Linked DNA regions of Homo sapiens: all the other regions are linked to region 2. A link is a loop called in an ENCODE intact Hi-C map of the cell type or tissue named here. Cell type or tissue: PC-9. All regions are shown on one strand.

Region 1 (8,000 bases), 55 kb before region 2:
TCCAAGAGCACTTTTCTGTTTACTTAGCTTTCCTTCACTATAGTATGCTGCTTATGTTTCATGGATACAATATCTGTCTTGTTATCTTCCTGAGAACATTGGTGATACACAACTTTATACTTTTGTTTTCCTTGAATTTTCTGTTTTTTCAAGTTGTTATTTTCTCCTTGATTTTGTTGTTTATTTTTTCCACTAGAGGACTCCCTCAGATATTTAGATGTCCCTGGTCATTTGTTAATATTTATGAATGAGTACTAAAAAGCAAACTTAAATCCCTGAACACATAGGTTCAGTTTGTTGACTATTGAGCCTCACTATAATGTGTTCAGTGTGGACCATTTGTTGAGAAACCTCCCATGTGAAAATCTAGCCCTTTCCTTTGGGCCGGCCTGATTCTCCAAGAAACATCTTTCAAATATCTACCTTATAGGCCTGGCTGCAAGCATGCTGGAAACTGATTGGAAGGAGAAGGCTGAAGATCACAATTCACGGAACACAATATTCATTTTAGGCTTGATTAAAGTATGGCACCTGTCTTCTACCCTTCAACCCTCTCTGTTATTCCAAATACCCTTGGTTTTACTCTCTTTAGAGATGATATCTTCAGCTCATGTTGGATGGGGAACAGGCAGTCACCCAGACACTTGGAAGAAAGAGATCTGGCTGTCTGTTTATATTTTTACACAATGTAATATTTATACAAGATAAAATATACAAATATTATATGCAAACCATATTAATAACACATATGTAAATTATGAAGCATGTTAACAAAATGAACATCAATTAAGAACAAAGGCATTCCAAATATTTTTGTACCTACCTCTGCGTTTCTTCCCTTTTCCACCTCCCTGCCTCCTTCACCATCCTGACACAGAGGTAATTACTGTCATGAATTTTGTATTAATCATTTCCCTGCTTTTAAAATATAGTTTAATCATATATGTATATATCTATAAACAATGTATGTTTTCAGTTTTGCCTGTTTTGAGCTTTGTAAGTATGGTACCATAGTAATAGTTTTTCTATGAATTGCCTTGCATGTCATTCAAGGCATGTTTCTAGGAGCAACTGCTTCTAAGCTGACTTTAGACCCTTTCTCCTATTTTCAGTTTCACTTTCATCCCCACTTCCAGAATTGCCTTGCTGCCAATTCCAGAGCCTTTGGAAGTTCCTCAGTATACATTGATTTATTTGCTGGATTTCTCTACCACTAGCTTAGGGTTTAACTTTTTCAAGTTTGTTAAATCACTAAGCTACTTTATCTGAGTAGTAGCCCAACTTATAAAATGTTGTTGCTTGCATCATTTTGTATTGTTTGTCTTTAAAGTTATGTTTAAAAATCCCTTTGCTGTAATATTAGTAAGATTTTTGGAGAGAGCAAATCTAACCGTGTGTGTTTAATCTTTTATCATTCAAATATTTACAAGTCCTTACTTCCTTTGAATGGATTAAAATCACTCAGGATGGTCTAATCCCACCAGATTTTAGTTTTCCTGTCTACCATCCCCACTTTCAGAACCTGCTCTTTAGATGTGTGTGTGTGTGTGTGTGTGTGTGTGTGTGTGTGTGTGTGATGCATGCCTTTAGAAAAAAAAAAGCACAGTCATGTATATGTACAAGCATGCAAGCAGGGCTACAATCCTACTTTTTGCATGGGGTTTTTGATCATTTATTTGAGCGTATTGAATGTCTATTATATGTTATGCATTACATTAGGTACACAAGGATATAGAAACTAGTTATAGTTTCTTGCAAAGAGAGTTTATTGTACTGAGAAAGAAAAAAATCTATAAAATAGCACAGTGTGATATGTACTACTCTGAAATTTCAAGGCATTAGAGTTAGGTTGTGTAGGGTTGAACAAGGCATGAGAGATGACGGTTGGAGTAGGTAAGAACTTGTAGAGGAGGTGAGGCTTCATTTGAGCTCTAAGGGTATACTTTAGAGAAGAGACAAGGAGTGGAGAGAGTGTTCCAGGAGGGAGGAACTCACTGCCTCCTTGCCCACTGAGCTCTAGCTACACTGGCTTTTCATATCCCTGGATGTGTCATGATCTTCCCCTTTATAGGAAATACGTTCATGCTGTTTTCCTGCCAGGATGGTCTTTCTCCCATTCTTGTTTTAGCTTAATCCTATTTGGCCTTGAAGACTTAATTTAAAATTTTACTTATTTAGGAAAGCTTTCTTTAACTTCCTCAGTGCAAATTACAGCTCCCCCACCACATGTTATACTCTTATATCATGTATCATACTTTTCCTTCTCAGTTTCTTCACAGATTTTTAGTTGTACATTTACTTGTGTGATTACTTGTCTAATGTCTATTTCTTACATTAAATAGAAAACTCCAAGATGCAAGAGACTGGCTGTTGTCACAACTACCTCACTGGTGCTTAGCATAGTGTGTAGCCCATGGAGGAGTTACCTGGACCTGTATGGACAAGGAAAGGTGAGCAGGAGAAGGAGTTTGCAGTAGCCAGACTCAAAACAGTCCTCCACAAGTCTCCACCTCTTGATATTTATACTATTGTATAGATCCCGTGAAACCTCAAAATCAGAGACAGGTCTCAGTTAATTTAGAAAGTTTATTTTGTCAAAGTTGAGGATGTATGCCTGTGACAGAGCCTCAGGAGGTCCTGATGACATGTGTTGAAGGTGGTCAGAGCAGTTTGGTTTTATATATTTTAGGGAGACACGAGCTATCAATCAACATATGTAAGATGAGCATTGGTTCAGTCTGGAAAGGTGGGACAACTAGAAGCAAAGGCAGGAAGACTCAGCGGGGAGAGAGCTTCCAGGTCATAGGTAGATAAGAGACAAATGGTTGCACTCTTTTGAGCTTCTGATTAGCCTCTCCAAAGGAGGTAATCAGATACGCATTTATCTCAGTGAGCAGAGGGGTGACTTTGAATAGAATGGGAGACAGGTTTGCCCTAAGCAGTTCCCAGCTTGAGTGATTTTGAGGCCGCAATATTTATTTTCCTTTCACAACCCCTCCCACATGGCAGCAGGGTTATTCTCTGTGACCAACAGAATATGCATTTTCCTTCTGAGTTTATGTTATAAAAAAGCAGAACTTCCATTGTGGCTTCTCTCTTTTTCTATCACTCACTCTGAGGGAGACCACCTCCATGTCTTGAGGACACTAAGGCAGCCCTGTGGAATAGCCCATGTGGCAAGGAACTGAGGTGTTCAGCTGGTGAGAGACTGAGGCTACCCAATAACCACATGCATGAGCTTGGAAGCAGATCCTCCAGTCTTCAGAAGATTGCAGCTCAGCCTACAGCTTGACTGCAACTTCAGAGGCTAGCCAGAACCACTTAACTAAGTCGCTCCAAAATTTCTCAACCTCAGAAATTGTGTGAGATAATAAATGTTGTTTCAAGCTGCTAACTTTTAGGATAATTTGTCATATAGCAACGGATAACTAATACAAGGCTTAATGAGAGAAATAGGTGCATGAGAATAATCCTGCTTCTTCCTTTGATTCATTTAAACGGTGCTTGTCAGTGACTTCCCCGACTGGATTTTGAACCCATCTTTCTGAAGAGTCTTTATTTTTCTCCAAGACATCCCCTAGTTGAACAGCTCTCTGTATTCCTGAGTTTCAGTGGTCTGATGCTTGTTGAAGAGGCTCTGATTACAACCTCAGCACAGATCTTCCAGTTGATTGAAAGGCCCCAGCTGATACTGAGTTCAAGTTGCTTCAGGGTGTGGTGAAGAAGATTCCTTTTCTGAGATTTACAAAGATGCCCCATCTTGAAGATTCTCTCTCTTGAGGGAAGAGAGAAGGTTTGCTAAAGTGTGTCCTTGGATGTCACATGTGCATCATTACATTTCAAATTTGGGGGGACTCCTGCTTTTCAGAGGGCCACAAAAGATTAAAGTCTGTGCTATGCTTCTGAGGCAGAGTGGGGCAGTGGGGGAGAGCTTTAGTTTAAAGTCACATGCACTGAGTTTGAGTCTTGTTCTGCTTTTTGGTACCTGAATGTGTCATTTCACCTCTCTAAGCCTCTGTTTCCTCACCTATAAAATGGAGTTAGTAATACTACCCGTCTTCTCCGCAGAATTGATGGAAGGATTATATGAGCCAATGCATTTAGCACAGCACCTGATGAATAATAAGTGCCCTTAAATGGTGACTATTTTGATTGCAAATGACAGAATCAGAAGTTAGTGCCAAGTCCAGATTTGCCTCTAATTAGCCGTTTGGGTTTGGGCAAAACATTTAACTTCTCAATGTCTTAATTTCCTTATTTATAACATGAGGGGATTTGGCGAGTTGGTATTTTCCGAAGTAAAATCCACAGTGCTGTTTGCATCAGAATCAAAATCATTTGCTTAGTAAAATAATACAAATTCCCAGGTCCACCCCAGACCCACAAAGTCAGAATCTCTTAAATGGAACTCAGGAATCTATGTTTCAATCAATTCCTCATATGATTCCTGTGCACACTGCCTGCTCTGCCATTGTAGAAATCTATCTAATGGATTTAAGTACCCGTTAGATTAGGAACTTATGACGGGCCTGAGGGATCCTGGGAGAAGAGATGAAATAGCATGTGTAATCTTATTCTGTATGAATTTTCCATCAGGTAGGTAAGATTTAAGACGTTCTTCCTTAGACCACACCAGGATATCCAGATCTGAGGAATTAGTGTACTTCTTCCTTATGCCCACAGGAGGTCAGTGAAACATTAGGCCTATCCTTTTTCAAATTTCAGAACAAAAGAATTTTGAACAGTGCCAAACTAGAAGTAGAATGCTTGCATCTTGCAAAAGATAAGCTTTATTTACTAACAGACTTCCCAGGTGAGTGTTTGAGTTTTTATGCAGACAAAAATCTAGCAGTGCCTTGCTTTTTACAGAGGAAGGTACATTAGCTTTCGGGTTCATAAACTTTAAGTCCATCAATAGGTTTGCTAAAATAATTGTCCTTGGAGCTCTGGGAGTCATTTTAGGGCAGAGAAAATTCTCTGCTTTGAATTTCTCTAGGGCGCCTCGTTAGAAGAGGTCAAAATGTCGGACATGTGTTGGTTCAGATGTCTATTCGACGGACCTGGAGCAGAAGGTTATTAGCAAGCTAGAGTTGGGCTAATAGAGGCTCAGAGAGGCTAGACCACCTGACTGGAGATATATAGTAGTGGAATGGAGATCAGACCCAGGTCTACCACCTCATCATCAAGGGCCTTCTTAATAAGATAGAATTAATGTCATAGAGTATTCCAGCCAATGTTCTCTTAGCCAATTTATACCATTCTGTTTATCTTTTATTGAGCTTCTGTCTGGAGCTCAGCAGCTGGTCTTTTCCTTGACTCAGTTTTATTTTATTTTATTCTCTTTGTTTAGAACCGCAGTAACAGGTGAGAGTAGAAGTAGGATAATTGTAATGGGCACAGGTGTCTGCATCTCCTTCCCAAGCCCTTGTGACTGCCTTGACATAAGCCCTTTAGAGCTGGCCGCATTGACTGCTCACTCAGGTGACCCTCTGAGGCTGCAGGGCTCTGAAGTGTTTTCTACCTCTCATCTGCATGCAGATGGCTTAATGACTGATATATTAAAAACCAAGAAAGTGCTGGGTCTTAGATCTAGCAAGTGTTAGACACTTGACACAAAGAGAAGGATCATCTTGATCAACATGAACTAATTAATTAATTAGTTTACTTGCCAGACAGTGCATGAGAAACTCCTACATACCAGGTGTTTTCCTGGGCTCTAGGATTTCAAAGATGAGCAAGGTATGGGCTCTACTATGAAGGAAATTGATCACAAGCTGAGAAGGTGAAAAATAAAATCAATGACCCTAATATACTCTGAAAGTGCTATGATGGGCATATGCCTGGAAGGACATGGAAACATAAACAGGAGGCCTTCTCCCACCTGGTGGGGATAAGTTGGTGAATGACATTTTTCATGCATCCTTGGGAATATTTCATATAAAATTTGTGGCAGGTGTGGGGTAAAAGACAAGGAGATATAAAAAAGTATCTCTGTAGACAGGGCCTTGGACTCATTACTTACAGGGTTCCCTGTAGGGCTGAGGAATATGGCAGGCCAACCCCACTGGACAAGAAGGTAAATCCTCCAGTTCAGTGTGAAGAGCTCATCCCCTTAGAGAGGATTGCTGGACAGGGCAAGCCTTCCAGACTGCAGAAAGGGATCTGATCCTCATGTCACCTACCATTGCCATCCCAAGGGCCCTTGGTCAGCATAGAGGTTCTGAGTGAATCCTCAGTGCAAGTTCCCCTGAATCCACTGACAGGCCCATCTAGCCAGGTTGCAGTGGGACCATGGGCTCTCCTGGTCTAGATTGATCTGTATTGGCTTAGGTCACTTCTGTAAACATGTTCTGGGTGCTGACAATATATTTCACCATGCAAAACTTGCTTCTTCCACTTTACTCTTTTACTGTCTTTGGCTGGCCAATTCATCCTCGTTTATTCAGGGTTGTCCCAGTATTAAACCTGAAAGTCTTATGTCCCGGGAACCCCCTCAGTGCAAGGCAATCTGGGATGGTTGGGCATTCTACATCCCTCTGTTCCTCCACACTTCTTTATATACATTTGCTTCCCTTTCTTTTCTTCTTGCCTGCAAGCTCAGGCTTTGCAGTTATTATAAGGGCAATGTTTCACCCCTGCAGCAGGTCTGTTTTGCAGTGCCTGCCCACATCATATTCCCTTCTGGGGAATTCTGGGGAATATCCCTCTGTTACGCCAAAGATCCCTTCTCTGTAGTGGATACCTCCTCCTTCTAGCTGAAGATTTGACTAGGATTGGATTCTGTTTGGCAAATCATGACAAGGGTTGAGCTGGATCTTAATCTGCACTCTTTCTCATTCTTTCCTTCTCTCTCTCTCTCTCTTTTCCTCTCTTTATCTGCATTTATGTGGCTCCACAGCCAGGGAATCATTGGATTGCTTTGCCTCCACTCTGTGGAAATGTCCCAACTGGACAAAGAGTGACAGGCTGGCTCAGAGGCACCCAGTTGTCTTTGTCTGCGTCCATGCCCAACTGATCTGCTGAGTAGCAGGGATGATCTCTCTAGCAAAACCTACTACTGCTTGTGCCACAGCAAATGAATTGACTTCCTAGGGCTGTCATAACAAAGTACCACCAACTGGGCTGCTTAAAACAACAGAAATGTATTTTCTCACAGTTCTGGAAGCTTTAAGTCCAAAATTGGGTGTCAGTATGGCCCTGCTTCCTCTGAGACTCTGGACAGACATTTCCCTTGTCTCTTCCTGGCTTCTGGTGGTGGCCAGTGATCTTTGGTGTTACAGCAGCAGCATGTCAATCTCTACCTCTGTCACCACATGGCATTCTCCCTATGGGTCTCTGAGACTCTTCTGTCTTTGAAGGATATCTGTCATAATGAATTAAGGGCCCATCTTACTCTGGGATGACCTCATTTTAACTAATTACATCCACAATGACCCTAGTTTCAAATAATGTCATATTCTGAGGTGCTATGAGTCAGAGCTTCAACATATCTTATTAGGGGGCATAATTCAGCCTATAATAGTCAGCAAGTGGAAAAGGATGGATAGGGGCCACTTTCTTTAAAAGGTGGCTGTGTATGCAGCAGTTGCTAAGGCTTCATATAGCCTTCCTTCGGATCACTTAATTGGCCTTTGAGGAAGCTTTCATTCTGTTCTTGTCTTCCTGTTTGTTTGTCTTCTTTCATCTGGTCCTGTCCTTTTCCCTTTTTCCATTCCCCAAATCTTTTCAAGCCACTGCTCCTAGGTCCCACTACACCTTCCTCTAGGGAAGCTCTTTGCTTCCATAGCTCCAGGACTTACTGCACACTTCATCTCAGCTTGAACCACTTCCTCTGAGTCATTTTCACTCTCAACCCTGGGAATCTACAGAAGGGCTGGGGATGGTGGTGACAGGGACAAGCAGACTCCACATAAAGTATTGCCAAATAATGAAGATTTATCCTATCTAGAAATCTGTGTATTCACTTGATCAGTTATTCATATTGTGGATTTCCTGTGTAA
Region 2 (8,000 bases):
CTGTGGTGGGGGTAAGTTGTGGGAAGATGTTTAGAAAAATGTATGGTAATTAAGAGTTGTGTAATGAGGTCCGATAAGTCATCTCAGGTAATAAGTGTTGCCGCTAGAACAGTTATCTTTCTGGTACAACACAGGGAGGCACACTTACAACTGGAAATTTATGTTACCTTTACAAACGAAAAAATTTATGTTGTTCTTAGGCAGTTAAGGGGAGAGAAAAATAACTTTTCCTATGTCTGCTTCTTCTCACTTGCCTTCAAGTCAAAATAATTCTCTTGCCAAGTTGGTATATTTGAGATGGCATGTTCTGATCCTCTTCAGTATCCTACTACAATTGAGATACATAAAAATAATTATTTTCATATTTATCATTCATGAAGTACTTTTTGTATGTGAAATGACTTTGAAAGGTGAAAGGTAGGGACTTTGTTTTGCCTTGTAACATTTTACAAACTGAAGCACAGATTTACTGTTTTGCTGAAGGCCACAGACACTGGATTTGAACCTAGATCTATCCTGCTTCAGCTTAAGTTCTTCCCACCCAGTCACTGACTTTCTGATCCGACATCACTGCTTGGCATGTTCATTTATTGATGGAGTTTGTTTCTCCAGTAAACACTGGAAAAGAAAAGTAGCTAAACATTATAACTATCCTTTAAAAACATATTTATATTCAATATTTAATTTTTAAATTTTTTCAGCTCTACAGATTCCATTCCCAAAAAAAAAAAAAAAAAAAAAAAAAGAACGGAAGCACTGAGTTTTAGAGTGATGATAAATCTACATGGTAAAGTTAATGAGAGAGGAGTAGCTTCTCAGCACAGCAATAAAGTGACTTGTTAGAAACAACACTAGACTAAGAGGCAGAAGAAATTGGGTCAGTTTAAGGCCTGGCCCAGAATCTTGACTTTTGGTAAATTACTTAACTCCTTTCTTCTTAAATCTTGAAAATTGCCCACTAAGTTTAGGTCTGGATTTTCTGGCGGCGAAAGTGTACTCATGGTTACTTGCTCCAGGTTGGTTGTCACTTGTCGAACTACTTGAAGTTGCTTTATCTTAGTTTCTGGGTCACAAACGTTTCATTTCTCAGTAACCTACCTCACATATTAGGTGTTAGGGCACTTTTACTATTCTAAACCACTGGTGTTTCCTGAATAGGGATCACCCGGCCATTTCCACATTCAGAAAAGGCCCCATCTTCTTCATCATTTGTCAGAGCCTTTGCTGCTGTGACAAGCCAAGCATACCCTCCTGTGGCCTTCTCTGGGCCTCTCCCGTCTCCCCAGATTGGCTAAGACACCAGTGACTTGAAAGAGAAGCCAAAGGAAAAGGAGAGACACCAAGATGAGACATGAGTCTGGGCCTCCTGCTAAACTGAGAGGAATAGTGTAGGAGAACCGGGTTTTGAACCTTGAGCCCCCTAAGCCTTTGCTATTCACAGTGTGATCCAGGCATCACAGTAACATCACCTGGGAGCTGGTGATAAGGGCTGAATCTAAGGCCCCATCCCACATGTGCTGAATCAGAATCTGCATTTTTACAAGATTCTCAGGTAAATTGTAAGCATATTAAAGTTAAAAAAAAAAAAAACGTCATTGATTAATGAATCCATAGCAACTTTCAAAATTAGCTCTGAGTGGCAAGAAATGTTAAATAGAGCCCCCGTGGAGGGGCATAGGAAAGTTGCTGCCATTGCTGGGAAGGACTTGACTCAGGAAGGAGGGAGCCTGGATCTAATTGCAGTAGATAAATTGACTCAGCTAAAAGCCAGGCGTTCAGGAGGGCAAAGTGGAATGATGTGGGCTTCTGAGGTGAGGCCTTTAACAGTTGGATTATAATGCAATGTGCCATAATGGCATAGTAATGAAATGTAATTTATATGGTTCTGTTATTAAAAGGGACACTTTCTTTGTTCAAGGCTTTCTTCCTTCTTAGAAGGCAGATGGTCACAGGGTAAGGTAATGAGACAAAAGGAACTCATTCCGTAAAATGTCTTAGTTTCTCCTTTGGCCTGCTTTTTGTCTATTTTCAGGTGAGGATCTCCCTCATGTTGGCAACTTTGCCAGGTGAGTGTTCTCCAGCCAAGAACTTCATACTTTAAAATTAGCTGGATACTTAAAGGAGGGAGTGGTAATATGAAGCCAGGTGTCCAAGGGGTCCAGGTGACATAACGGTCCCCAGTCTCATCTCTGAAAGGTCTTGGGGAGTGACCTCCAGTCTGGGGATGACACTCCTGGTGTCAGAGCTGCCTCAACTTTGGAAATTTCTTTGATGGAACCCACAGGATGGGGCTTCATCAAGAAGCTGCTTCTCCATTGCTAAGCTCAGTGCCCACGCCACAGCAACATGATTGCATCCTCCTCCCTGATCACTGGTTTGCTATTTCTTGCTTGATTTCTATTGATTCTTCTACTTTCTTATGTGCTCAGAATTTTCTTTTTGGCCAGGCACAGTGGCTCACACCTGTAATCCCAGCGCTTTGGGAGGCCAAGGCAGGCAGATCACCTGAGATCAGGAGTCCGAGACCAGCCTGGCCAACATGGCCAAACCCCATCTCTACTAAAAATACAAAAATTAGCCGGGCATGATGGTGTATGCCTGTAGTCCCAGCTACTTGGGAGGCTGAGACAGGAGAATCGCTTGAACCCAGGAGTAGGAGGTTGCCGTGAGCCGAGATCATGCCACTGTACTCCAGCCTGGATGACAGGGTGAGACTCCATCTCAAAAAAGAAAACAAAAAACAAAAACAAAACAAACAAACAAAAAACCAACTTTTTTTTTCTTTATTAGCTCTTCACCAGCTTCTTTCTCACCAGTACTTTTCACCTGCCTTCAGAAAAATAAAGTAAAAATTTGAAATGGCACTTACCCTGGAAAAATTGTTGTATCTTTCTCATTGATCTTATGACAATTTTAAAAAAGAAAACTCTCAAGGCTCCTACAGTATGATACATATACTAAATGTAAAGGTAAACAAAGCAATGAAAACTCTCCTAAAAGGAAGGTGATGGGAGGAGGAGATAATTGTGATAAAAGTTAAGGTTGGCCTGAAGGTGTGACTAAATGGCACAGTAAGTTTAATGCTGGATTTCTGGCAGCCAAAGGTGTGCCTATGCTTACTTATTCCAGCTGAGTGGGCACTAGACAAGCTTCTCGAAGATACTTTTACTTGATACTGAGATTACCATCATCAATAATATTTTTGAGTGCAAGAAATTTACTAGGCCTAGGCACTTGCTAACATGTTTGCATGCATTATCTTACCTAATTCTCATGCTATCATTAAGAGATCGGATAGAGTAGTAGCTCCAAGTGTGAACTCCAGAGTCAGGGAGCCCAGGTTGGATCTTAGCTTTGCCACTCGCAGGCTATGTGATCTTGGGCTGGTCCCTTACCCTCTCTCCTCCATAAAACAGAAATATCAGTCATACCTTAAAATGGCTGGAGACATTAAATGATTTAATATACACAAAGCATGCAGTGTCTGGCTCTTAGTAAGTACTTGCTATTATTATCATTATTTCTATTTGACAGATAAGGAAATTGGGTCTTAGAGAGGTTAAGTGGCTGGCCCAAAGTCCCACAGCCATATCAAATTGGCAGCAGATCTAATTTGATCCCCTCTTAACCACTTCACATGCTGACTCAGAAGCTTTGGGCTGCTCTTGGCAACCTCTTGGGTGCAAATAAGAAATTCCTCAGTATTCTCCTTGAGCAGTCAATGTTCCATTATCTTTGGTGAGAGTTTCTCGTCTATGGATTATCTTCAGGGAACTTCTTCCAGGTGTTTGGCTTGGTGAGTCCACTGGGATAGTGTCTATTTTCAATGCGACTTTAAGTAAAGTTTAAATAATGTGGGAATTGCATTAAACATTATAGTGTGTATTTGTTTATCTATGGATTCTATTTATTTATATTTATTCTGAGCCACCCATCTCTTCCCAAACACAATTGAAAATAGCAGAAATTTAAGTCAATTGCTACTACATTTAAAGTCCACTTCAATGTCACATCCCCTAGAAAGATGCCTTCCTTGTTTTTTCCCATGATCTCAGAATACACAGGTCTCTCTAGACCTGGGTAGTGACGTTGAGGTCCAATGTGGCTGTATTTCCCCCACTGCCCACCAGGTGTCCCACCGGTCCCTGCTATCTGACAGGCAGCAGGAAAAATGGCCATCTTCACCCCTCCAAAAGGTTCCCAGGATTTGAAGGCGGATGGTGGAGAGATTGTGGGGAGGAGGGAGGGAGGCTATGACGAGACTCCCAGATGCTGCTTCTTGTCCCCAGACAAAGAGAATTTTTCACATTATTTTTCTTTGATGTGTAGGTGTCTCTCCAGAAAGCCCAGCCAGTTCCCTGCAATTTAGGAAGCTTTTATTTCCACTAATGAACTGGTGTCTGGCCAGGGCTTTTCATCTCTGAGCTTGAGGTTGGGGCTGCTGTCTGCCTCCTGTTCCTTTTGCCTGAGAGACCCTGACAGCCTCCCTTCCCTCCTCGGCCTCTCCTTTTTCTTCCAGGGGCTGAGTGAAAAAGAGACAAGAAAGAGACTGCCCCTTCTGCCTTGTAAGTTTCCTCAAATATCCCCTGAATCAAGGGAGTACCAGCATGTGACTGTGGCACTAACTAGCCCTCTTGCCCACATTAACCTTATTTGTCCAGATTACTAGTGTTACTGTGGTAGAAATATTTCCTCTCTGCTCTTAGGTAAGACTGTCATTTGCTTCTCTTGCAGTGGGGAGTAAGGGAATTTGGATCCACTGACAAAAATTTAGTAAGTGGGGCATTTTAAATTTCAAAGTAAATCTGTCTCCCTTTGCAGTTCGTTGGCTCCTTGCCTGTCATCAGTACTTGCCTTTTTTTCCTCCCACTTTTCTTTTGGAGGATCACATACAAGTTGGGGAGGCTGCTCCAAAGCCACATGGTCTCTCAGATATTGCCAGCTGTACTGGGACTCTCTGGAGTCCCTTGTCCATCACCACAGGTCACCCCAGCAGAACCTGGGCATCTACCATAGACCTGAGGTGTCCAAATTGGGGCAGTGCTCCAAGCGGTCTGCAAACTGGTGCCCTGATTATAGGTTATTCTGTGATTGAAGTTTCACCTAGAGATCGGCTGAGAATGTGAATGGGATGTCTGCATTTAGCATCAGGTTTTGGAGCTTTGATGTGGGCTATTTCCTCCCGAAGGGCCTTGATAACAAAGACCACAGCACAGTCCTGTGGGAGTTTCTAGCTTCTGTACCCACTGCCTCATTATATGCATGGCTTTTAATATTTGGAGAGCCTTTGCCAATACACATTTTCTCGTGTACTGGGAAACTGGAGCCCGGATGCGATATATTATTGATAGGATTGTAATTTACTCCTCTTGGGTTGTATCTACAGTGTATACCATTAGCACAAAATATTAAATTACCAGTGGTTGTATATATTTGTCTATCCAGGTTTGGCTCAATGATATTTGCCTTTTGCCTCAATAAAAGATTGTGAATAATGAAAGCAGGGTAATATTATTTTGTTGTTGTTGTTGTTGCAAGGGAATTTTGATGAAACCATTTTCTCTGTGTTGTGTTTTTGGCGAGTCATGCTTTGCAATGAAGACATGAGACATAAAAGAGTGGGGGTTGGACATAGAAGATGGATGAGCAGCTTGCTCCAGCTCTGGGCACACACTGGCTTCCCTGGCAAGCTGCTCTGGGCCAGGCTTGGGGCTTTCTTTTTCTGCAAGAGGGAATAAGCAATCTGTGCTGCATTGGTGGGAGGAAGTGGGCAGTTCAGACCTTGGTGCCAGAAATACCAAGCCCTGTGCCTCTCTTGTGAAGATAGCATTTGCATGGGACTTTGGGTGTGGGGGAACCCAACAGCACATCAGGTAGAACCTTTTGTAGTCACAGCATTGTGCCCTGGCTAGTGTTTGACAGTCTACCCTCTGGTCACCATTGTTGGCCATTTTGGTTCCTGCCTCCACCTGGGCCAGGTGGCACATAAATACACAAGCACTTATCTCCTATAAAAAGATTCCAGGTCATAGGGCTCAAACCAAGCTGCAAATAAAAGTGCCACATCGTGTCTGTCGTGTGCTTTTTGTTCTGATCTCAGGGCTTGTTTCAGACCTTGAATGGGAGGTGTTTGCTGGTTAACTAGGAGTTTGCTGGACAAACAGCACCCCACAGTTGGATTTGCTACGCAATTTTTATGAGTAAACATGTTTTTAAAAAATGCCTGTGGCTTGGCTTCTTCATCCTTTTGTTGCCTGTGGGTCTTGGAATGAAGGGGTGGGGGTGACAGAAACTAGGTTTTAAATCTGTATTAACTTGACACAGAAAAATATTTTGGAGAAAGGTTTATTCCTTTTAGTTCCTGCTGGCAATCTGGGACCCTCAGGGGTCAAAAACCAGGGAAGGGTTGGGGGAAGGTGAAGAGACCTATCCCCCTCAGAGGTCACTGGCTGGGGGGCAGGGCTTGGCCATTCAAGTGATCGGTATCCATCTGCAAAGCTGGAATCTCCTTTAGAGTGAGCTCCTAAGAAAAACACCACTCAGCCAAGGAGAGCTATTGTATTTTGCTGCCTGGGGCACATTCTGGAGGTGAAAACCGGTTTTTCTGAAGACTTGTCAGGGCCAGGCTTTGTTCAGAATCTGCCAATTTAGCCAGACTGGCTCCTTAAAGGAGACCCCTTTACCTGAGGCAGGGGCCAATTATAAAAAAGGCTTGTGGATGGCATTCCCTTCATAACTGGGTTGGACTTCCTTCAGACTTAGGAACTTTCTCTTGTTCCACACCTTCTCCTTCCTTAAAAAGGAGAAACATGGAGTAACACACACACACACACACACACACACACACACACACACGCACACCCAATCACACTGAATTGTAAAGAGAATGAAATCAGTGCTAAATCTATCAAAGCGTATCATAGACCCTGACAGCTGAGAGGTATTATTTGCTTTTTTCCTCCCAGATTTCTACCGAGCCTGGTGTTTTAAGCTATGTCTTGGGGAGAAGAGACCCATAGAAAGGCAATTACAATTGGTGAATGATTAATGTTGGATCTGACATTTTTATGTGTCAAATATGTTTAACTGCATTAACCTTTGCAGAATCTACACCCATACTATGAGATATATCTTGTATAGCATCGGAAATATCTGCAATCTGCCTTCACTTAAATTTTATTTACATTTACTTTATTACAATATAAATAGGTTTAAAAAATCTTTAATAGAGTGTTTTTACCCCATTCTGCAAGTTCTGCTTGCTCTGTGGGGAGTCTAAGGGCAGCAGGGTTCCTTGCTGATTGCAAATAGTGTCCCAGCCACCTGCCTGGGGACCCTAAAGAGAGAGGAAGCCAGTGTCAATTTTTCAAGTTCATGTCTCAGTTTTAGCCTAAAGGGGAGGTGGCTTAGAAGGCCGGGAGTTGGCATCCGATGGTATAAAACATAGAGGCAGAGAGGCTTTTCAGTAGACAAGCAACTTTTAGTTTTTACAAGTTACAGAAAACGCAAATTTTCATAGCATCAATTTTAGAAAAGAAAGATTAAGGTTCCCATCTGCGGTGCTTTTTCCAATCTGCCCATCACCCGTCCCTCTGAAGAAGCACGCACACTCCAGATGTCTCCTTCATTGATCACATTTCTCTCTGGCTGTCTCTATTCCTAAGTCAGAGTTACTCTTGCTGCTGCTGCTGCTGCTGCTGCTGCTGCTGCTGCTGCTACGGTGGTGGCGGCGGCGGTGGTGGCGGTGGCTGCCGAGGCCTCATGGTTGTCAGCTCCATGCCTCCTGAACTTCACTCCACTGAAATCTGGTTGGGTATGAGACAGACTCCGGTGGAATGAAGGACAAGAGAAGCACATGGATTGTCTGAGGATCTTTTTCTCAGAGGGTGGGGATGCATGTCAACCTCAGCCTGTAGACACTGCATTACCTGGCCAAAGGCCTTTGGCATCCCGGAATCACACATTTGGGAGATGTCAAGGACCTGAATACTCCTACCCCT
Region 3 (8,000 bases), 780 kb after region 2:
CCTGTTTCAAGCCTATCCTTGTCAAAGGGGTAGGATGCTTTGTGAACCACGCGCTTGGTCTTCTCTAATCATTCGTGCTTTACTTCAAGGGATTCAGGGAAGTACAATCTTGTATTCGTTCAGAAGGAGAAGAGCTGGATATACTTGGCAAAGAGCACTCACAGCTCACACTGAACTCATAGGGCTTGGGGGCAAATTAAAGGCAACTTGCTGACATGAAGCCTGTGTCTGGTACCTGACAGGAAGGTATTTGACCATGGATGCTTACTCTGAGCCAGCCCTTTGATGTCAGACTCTGAAGGCTGTATTTGATTTGAGAGACAACATAGTATCTTCATGGGTGTGAAGAAGGAGAATGGCTAACTGGTGGGCTTGGAAAATTAACTTCGTCCAAGTACGGAGAGAGAGGTGGGAAGCTTTGAGACACTCCCGGAGGTGGTGCTAACGGCCTAGGCATGTGATGATGAGGACAGTGGATACCTACTGACATATTTGAAGTCTTATTGTCCTGCTGGGTAAAAGTGGAGAGCCCTGGGAACAGATGTCATGGGCATACTCAATGCCTATTTTAATGGAAGAATCAATTTAAGCTGTGGCAAATCATACAGTTAATATCCAGCATGCTTGAGGACTTCCACATTGCTTTCTCCCCCTGAAGTTTCTTCCTGTCTTTGTGTCTCCACTGGGAGCCTTGCAATTGTGTCATTCTGGATTAGGTAACATGAGACCTGAGATACAGGCCTATTACTCAAACTGTCTCTGTGACCTTCATAAGGTAGTCATGTTCCCTCTCCAGGCTTCAGTAGACCCGTTTGTAAAATAGAAGAGTTAAAATCCACCATCTCTAAGGTCTCTTTCAGTACCAGGTTTACAGTTTCTTGAAGAGTATTGGCAGCGAGTACAGGATTACTCTCCTCATGCCAGTTAACATTGATAAAATAATCTTACAATATCTGATTTAGTTTATGCATTCTTGTGCTTCACAGGGTCCATTTCCCCCAGCCTTGGGAAGACTAGAAAAAAGATGTAGAATAAAATCAGGATGTACATAACTTTTGGGAGTTATGGGGAAAGAGGTGCGATGAAATAAGGGTGTATGTGTTTATGGAAGTTTAATATATCGGAAATAATTAAGAAAAAATAACTCAACTCTTATGATTTTCATTTTCAGGTTTGGGAAGATCTCTGCAAAGCCTTCAGTAGGTTCTCTGAACCCTGGTTAGCAGGACTAAGGGAGAAATATGAGTTTGCTTAGGATCCATGGTGTGCCAGGAGTGCATAAGCTCCATAATATGGGCAGGGATGTTTGTCTTGTTCACTCCTGTATCCCCAGCACTGAGAAAAATAATGACATAAATAGGTGTTCAACAGATATCTACAGAACAAGCACATGAATTATAGAAAGAAAATGAATCATGCCTGGGTTCTTCCATCATGGCAATTTCCAATCCTCTTCTTATAAGCCAAAGTTCTTTTTCTTATGAATGCCTCCAGGGTTTCCCTATTCATCCTTTCACCAACACACACAAAGCACTTAATCCGTGCTTAATCCTAGTACAGGTCCTTAGTGACACATACGCTAATCTGCTTTTCGCCACCTAGTGCCAGATTTGTAAATTGACTCCTCCTGAACCTTCCTTTCCAGAGAAATGGAAGGTTTCCCCTCTTCACTCTGTGGAGTTAGGGACCTGGGAAAACATCTTTTCCTATCCTCTTCTTTTGAGGGAAAACAATTATTAATGCATCACAAAAGAAAAGTATATATTCTCACCTCAGATATGTTATCAAAGGAAATGATAAGTTGTTTTCATAGTGTTGAGCTTTATATATAAGGTAGATTTGGGGACCAGACAAGCTGGTATGAATCCCACTGCTGCCCACGGTAGGTATGAGAATTGGCAGGTTACTTTTATATTCTTAGTTTCAGTTCTTTCCCCCCTAATATGGATGAAAATAATAGTAATGCCTCTCAAGGCAATGTGTAAAACATACCCATGGTAAATATTCATTCATTTATTTATTTAACAAATATTTAGCAAATGCCTTAGATGTCCCAAGCATTATTCTGTTATAGCCTCTTGGATACAGCAATTAACAATGCAGATGACAAATCTCTGTCCTTATTTTGCTTATCAATTAGTGTTAAATAAAGATTAGCCATTATTATTGATATATTATACTAAACCTGAATACTCTAGAACTTTTCATCTAGACTAAGTCTTTTCTTCCCCTGTAATTGATGTCAGTGAGTCATTTGTATTTACTGCACAACTGCAGAGTACAGAGCCCTGGATTGAGTCTATATGGAGGGGGAAGAGGAAGGAGGATAGACTGAAGACGTGGCCTCTGCCTTCAGGAGTTTATAGTGCACACGCAAAGACTAGCAAGGATGAAAGGACTTTTGAATTTAAGAAACATGCATAAATTAAACATACCGCTCTTTTTGGCTTGTCCTCTGAGTAATAAGAACACGAGTGGATTTTCATCACTGTCTGTTGTAATCTTTCCAGAAAAACCACTGAACCATTCTGAAGGCTTCAGGAAGAGAAAACTAATGGCTTTATCTGAACTCCTTGGGAAAGAATGGGGTTTAGTAAGTAAATGGATGCATGTTTCTTAAACTGGCAAGAATCCTCATCAAGTGTCCTGACAAGGCAACAAGCAGATGAATGTCAATGTTATGTATCTGACACATTACCCACACACGTAACTCTGTGATTTTATAGAATTTTAGCCTCTGAAGGAGATTTTAATTATCCTCTTACTCAAATCTTTACCTTTACAGAGAAGGAAATACATGCAGAGGGGAAGAGTGATTTCACCCGAGGTGGTGCGGCTAGCATGTGGACTGCCTGGACCAATGCCTCAGTATCCCCATCGCCAGCACAGTGTTTTTTCTAGAACCTCTTGAAGCCTAAAGCCTCAGTATCCCCATTCTTAGTCCAGAGTTCTTTTTAGAACCTCTTGAAGCCTCCTTCTGTCTGACTTGGAGTGAAAACCCTTAGAGCTCAATGGCCTTTTTAACCAAATTGCTTGCTCTGAGCTCAGGCTAGTGGCATGTTGTGAGGGAATCTGAGTAGGAGCTTGTTGATAAACAGGTCCTGGCAGTGAGATTAGACACATTTCTAGTTATGGAAAAAGAAAGGGGGCTTTGCAGGTGCTTTTCCTCATACTGTTCTCTTCTCAAGGAGTTCAGATAAAGCTGCGAGTTTTCTTCTCCCAGACCCCTCAAAATGGTTCCACAGTTTTTTTCTGGACAGACTTGAATTAACAGTCTAATCTCACTAGTACTGAGAGAGAGCTGAGAACAAGCAAGAAAGGGTGGTGTGTTGAATGCATCCATGTTTCTTAAATTCAAGAGTCCTTTTGATCCTTGCAAAAGACCTCTGTCACTGTGGAGGAGACAGTACTCCAAGTTCCCCCAGTCTTGACTAAACCCCGTCTTCAATGCCTTTTGCTTCTGAAAGGATCTAGATTCGCTTGGGAAAGGGGGAGAGATTTTAAAAGGAGGTGACACCTAGTGGTCACTGTGACAAACAGCAGCCTACAGCGAAGAAGGCCGGTTGCTAAGGGTAGCAGCTGCAGCCATTTGTCTCCACTCTGACTAAATGGCCGGAAGAATCATAGAATGTTTATATTGGGAGCAACCTCCAGAGATTTTCTGTCAAGACATCTGCCTCCAGCCAGCACGAATAATATGTCTTATGCTTATGGTGTTGTATAAAACACTTTTACAAATATTATCACGTTTAATTCTCACATCGGCCCTGTGAATTTTGTAACATCATTATCTCTTTTTTAAAGACGAGATGATCAGTCATAATTTAGGCTTCTTGAGCAAAATCACTCAGCTAGTGAGCCATGAAGTAGGAGCTAGGAGTCAGGCCCTCAGCCCTTACCTTCCCACTTGCGATCAACTGTTTACTGACTCTAGGAAAAGACATGGAAGTGTTGAGTGAAACCCCGTCTCTACTAAAAAAATAATAATAAAAAAATAGCCGGGCGTGGTGGCGGGCGCCTGTAGTTCCAGCTACTCGGGAGGCTGAGGCGGGAGAATGGCGTGGACCCGGGAGGCGGAGCTTGCAGTGAGCCGAGATGGCGCCACTGCACTCCAGTCTGGGCGACAGAAAGAGACTCCATCTCAAAAAAAAAAAGAAAAAAAAGAAAAAAGAGACTGGTTTTTCACCAGGCTCAAACCCCAGCCCTTGCACAAAAATTGGCTTAGTGTTTGGAGCCAATTTTACATAAGTATTTTTGAGTCAGGAGAGAGTTTCTTCCACCTGCAAATTCATCTCTAAATTCCCTCTCCGTACATGAGAATAACAAATCTTCTCGGTGGGAAGAAAAGAAGTCGGCTTGATATGGACTGGCTGCAGAGAGGAGGGGGTTGCTGGGTCCCTGTGGCAGTGAACGATGGGGCCATCCAGGAATACGGAAGAGGCTGCTGGTTGTGTCAGAAGAGTCCTTGTAAGAGGAAATTAAGCCGGATATAACCTGATATGAAATCGCTGGGTACATCTCAGGTTCCTGGCTTAAATATTCAATAGTCTTCAGGGAGAAAATGAATTAATGAATAGGGTCATCTGACAGTAGAATTTTTTAAAAAGTGTTTGAAAAGTAAAAACGCGTTCTACCCCATCCACTCCCTCAGCCACACCCTCTCTACAGAGGCTCCAATTTCTCACAGAATTTCTCAGGTATTGCCTCACCTACTCCTACCCTAGCCCAAGCTGCCTGTCATCCCTCCCTGCTACATCTCTTGGTACTTGGACGTTCAAGTACAGCAGCCTTTAGCCGCTTACACAATCACAGGACATCCTCTGAAAGAGAAGCAATCTTCTGTGGTTTGGTTGTTTTAGAAAGAAGGCATTGTTGATGGAGGTCTTGACTTGTGGGCTGACATAGCAAGCGAAGGATGGGTTTGCTTTTTCTGGATGTTACTTGTTTAAAAAATATATTTATAAGAGAAAGCCCTCTCTATTTTCCTAAGGGATAGGGCTGGACAGGAAGTTTTCAGAGATTCAAGCCAGATGGGGGTGCAAACCTCTCAGGACCAACACAGCATCTTTCCTGAGCTCTCTACTGTGGATGTGCTGAGGTCCTCCACATGAAAGTTAGGAAGGGATATTTCTCCTTTCAGCAAGAGGCTGCTAGTTGTGCCAGATGAGTCCTTAGGAGGAAATCAAGCCAGATGTAACCTCCACAAGGTATTTTCTCTTATCATTCCCTAACAAGAAAAAAGAAATCCAAGAGACAGAACTAGACTGTATGGTAGTTTCTGTCAGTATTGAGGTTATGAGGTACACCAACTACAACATGCAGTATATTCTCAACCTCATTTTCCTATGCCCCAGCCTGCTTATAACACCATGGGGCAGGCAGACAACCACTATGATGCCCAACCCTAACCCAGAGCCTATGTGCAAAGGTTCACGTAGGATGCCTGGTGCCTTTTTCATAGGGGAATTTCAATCAATTCCCTGCACTCCTCAATTCCCAGTTACTTCCTTTTCTTCTTAGAATTCAGGAAGTATAAGTCTCCACTGGCACAAGTCTCCACTGTCTAATTAGACTGACTGATGTGAGAGATCGAATGGGTTAATGGAAGGCCAACATATATCTTAACACCTTTATTTGTGCTGGCCTTACCTGTTCATTAGTCTTAAGTACCCTAGAGTAATTACAGAGTCCCCTCGTCTGCCAGGTCTCTCTATTGCACGTAGGCAAGAGGTGTTCAGAGCTGGTTCACAGACAGTGATGTTGGTAGGCTGACTAGTCCCTTAGATTTTGAGACTCCCAGCTCAGGTGTCTGATGCTTTACTAATAATAACATCAAGGGAACCTCCAAGGGTACTGACAATAATAATAATGTCACATACTCATTCAACTGAAGACTTTTTAAAAGAATTTACCCAGACAACATTCTAGGTACTTGGGATTCATCAGTGAACAAAAAGGTTAACATTTCTGCACACGTGCAGCTTTCATCATAGCTCACAAAAGCTTTTGCCTAAACTTACCTTATTGAAGCCTTGCAAGAATCCTAAGAGTGCTGAGGTCTCAACTTTCTGTTTTTTACAGAAGGATAAACTTATTTATCCTGCTCCTCATATCATAAAGCACTCCTCCTAATCTCCAGGTCAAACTTCTGACCAACCCAATCATAATGTTGTTCTTGATTTTCTCTACCAACTATTTATGTCTACACATTGATTTTATTTCTACTGTTGGCAGCTTGGTGTCATAGAAAGAAAAAAGAATCCAGAATGAACCTGAGCTCAAATTCATTCTCCACCACTCACTAGATAGTAAACTTTAGTCAAGTCTCTTTATTCCAATTTTCTCATAAGTAAAATGTTATAATAAGGGTAAAATAAGAACTCTGTGAGACCACACTTAGGGAGATGCTGTGTTATTGGTTTCATGCTTTACACAGATGTGACATAGAGATCCCATGAGCTTAGCAGCAAAAGCTACCCAGTGGAATTCTTTCTGGGGTACAAACATGTAAGAATAATACTTTCTAAGCTCAGTTATTGAATAAAGTATTGTATCAGTCTGTTCTCATGCTGCTGGTAAAAACATACCTGAGACTGGGTAATTTATTTAAAAAAAAAAAAAAGAGGCTTAATGGACTAACAGTTCCACATAACTGGGGAGGCCTCACAATCATGGTGGAAGGTGAAAGGCATGTCTTACATGGCAGAAGATGAGAGGGAATGAGAGCCAAGGGAAAGGGGAAACCTCTTATAAAACCATCAGATCTTCTCAGACTTATTCACTACCACAAGAACAATACTGGGAAAACTGCCCCTACAATTCAATTATCTCCCACGATTCAATTATCTCCCACTTGGTCCCTCCCACAACATGTGGGAAATTTGGGAGCTACAATTCAAGAAGAGATTTGGGTGGGGACACAGTGAAACCATATCAAGTATGTTTTCTCCTCTGACTGGAGAGAAGATGGGAATGGAAGCCAATTCTCTAGTAGACAAGTGAAAATAGAAAGGTCCATTTGATAAATAGGAACAGCTATTCCTTTTCACAGTAGGGAAAGTCTTAGTAGGGAAAAAAAAAAGTTCAGTGTCAGAGAAGTGATATCAGAATTTCCCTATAGCCCCAAGAAGCCCACATCTGGGAGGGAATTTGCATGGCCATTTAATTCATTACTTCTCCTCAAGGTAAGATTACCATGTGGATATTGGATGGTGCCTGGGAAGTCACACCTGTGATAATTGGCATCGCTGTTGCATTCTTCAGAGCAAAAGGCAAAGAACATACTAGAAGCTTGGGTTTGATTTCTCCATTTCTTCAGTCAATGCTCTAGAATAAATGAAGATCAAATATGACAGATAATAGGCAACCTGCTCTTGGGAAGGATATATCTAATCCAGACCCTGGGGTTCCCTCATTGCAGAAATATCCCGAGCTTGGGATTCCTTCTCAAGGAAGCCTGTTACACACAACCAACGTCTGCCTTCCCACAAAGCTGTGCCTGTCAAGGCAGAAGGGTAGAGTGCAGACATCTCTTCCATAGAAGAGAGAAAAATGATACGAGAGCAGCTTGGATGGGAACAATATTTCAGGCATGGCTAGCTGTTAAAAATGAGCTAACTCAGAAGAGGCACATTTAAATAAATATAATGCAAAGGCATAATGGCACAAGATAACAGTTTTGAATGGGAAATTCTAATGACTTCAAGTGCATTTCACAGGGCAATTAATACACATGGCAATGCTGCAGCATTCAGCAAAAGGGAGGGAGAAACAGGGTCGGGAGCAAAAAAAAGGGGAGATGGAGGCAACTGATAAAAATAGGACTTGATTTTCTTTGCAGAAGGAGTAGTGCTTACAAATATAATAAAAGAGAAAAATATGTGTGTCAGGTTTTATAATTCAGCTTGTAAAATTCAGAATGATTAGTTTTTGAAGAGGGCAATTACTCCTCTTTTGCATATTCATGAAGATTTAATGAAATAGGGTTGGGCTTTTTCCAT

Evidence for each region. A loop is a pair of places that touch in the nucleus more often than their neighbours do. Peaks named below come from ENCODE experiments on the same cell type or tissue, not always from the same donor. Only the 100,000 strongest peaks of a DNase experiment are listed, where the experiment ranks them.
Region 1: it touches region 2 in a loop (7-fold over the local background); 4 of 110 quality-filtered maps call a loop at or near these places.
Region 3: a loop joins it to region 2, with 11 times the contacts of the local background. A loop is called at or near these places in 5 of 110 quality-filtered maps.

Annotation. Positions count from the first base shown.
Region 1 is chr1:209,486,896-209,494,895 of GRCh38, reverse strand. No RefSeq gene overlaps it. Among named protein-coding and RNA genes, the nearest start is that of MIR205, 59 kb to the right of the region's middle. In PC-9, a CTCF peak has its summit at 4,683 (motif pointing right); a DNase peak (open chromatin) is centred at 4,705.
Region 2 is chr1:209,432,009-209,440,008 of GRCh38, reverse strand. It overlaps MIR205HG (MIR205 host gene), which reads right to left. Exons shown (of 4, transcript NR_145437.1): 4 at 7,460-7,805. It overlaps MIR205 (microRNA 205), which reads right to left and starts at 7,876; the gene lies at 7,767-7,876. RefSeq lists enhancers at 4,642-5,239, 5,838-6,437, 6,438-7,035. In PC-9, CTCF peaks have their summits at 3,948 and 4,150 (motif pointing right); DNase peaks (open chromatin) are centred at 4,118, 5,668, 6,168 and 6,568; H3K4me3 peaks cover 2,736 bases; H3K27ac peaks cover 3,810 bases.
Region 3 is chr1:208,648,014-208,656,013 of GRCh38, reverse strand. No RefSeq gene overlaps it. Among named protein-coding and RNA genes, the nearest start is that of LINC02769, 14 kb to the right of the region's middle. RefSeq lists a silencer at 3,469-3,655. In PC-9, CTCF peaks have their summits at 1,585 (motif pointing left), 3,319 and 3,520 (motif pointing left); no DNase peak of the experiment used is centred here; H3K27me3 peaks cover 151 bases.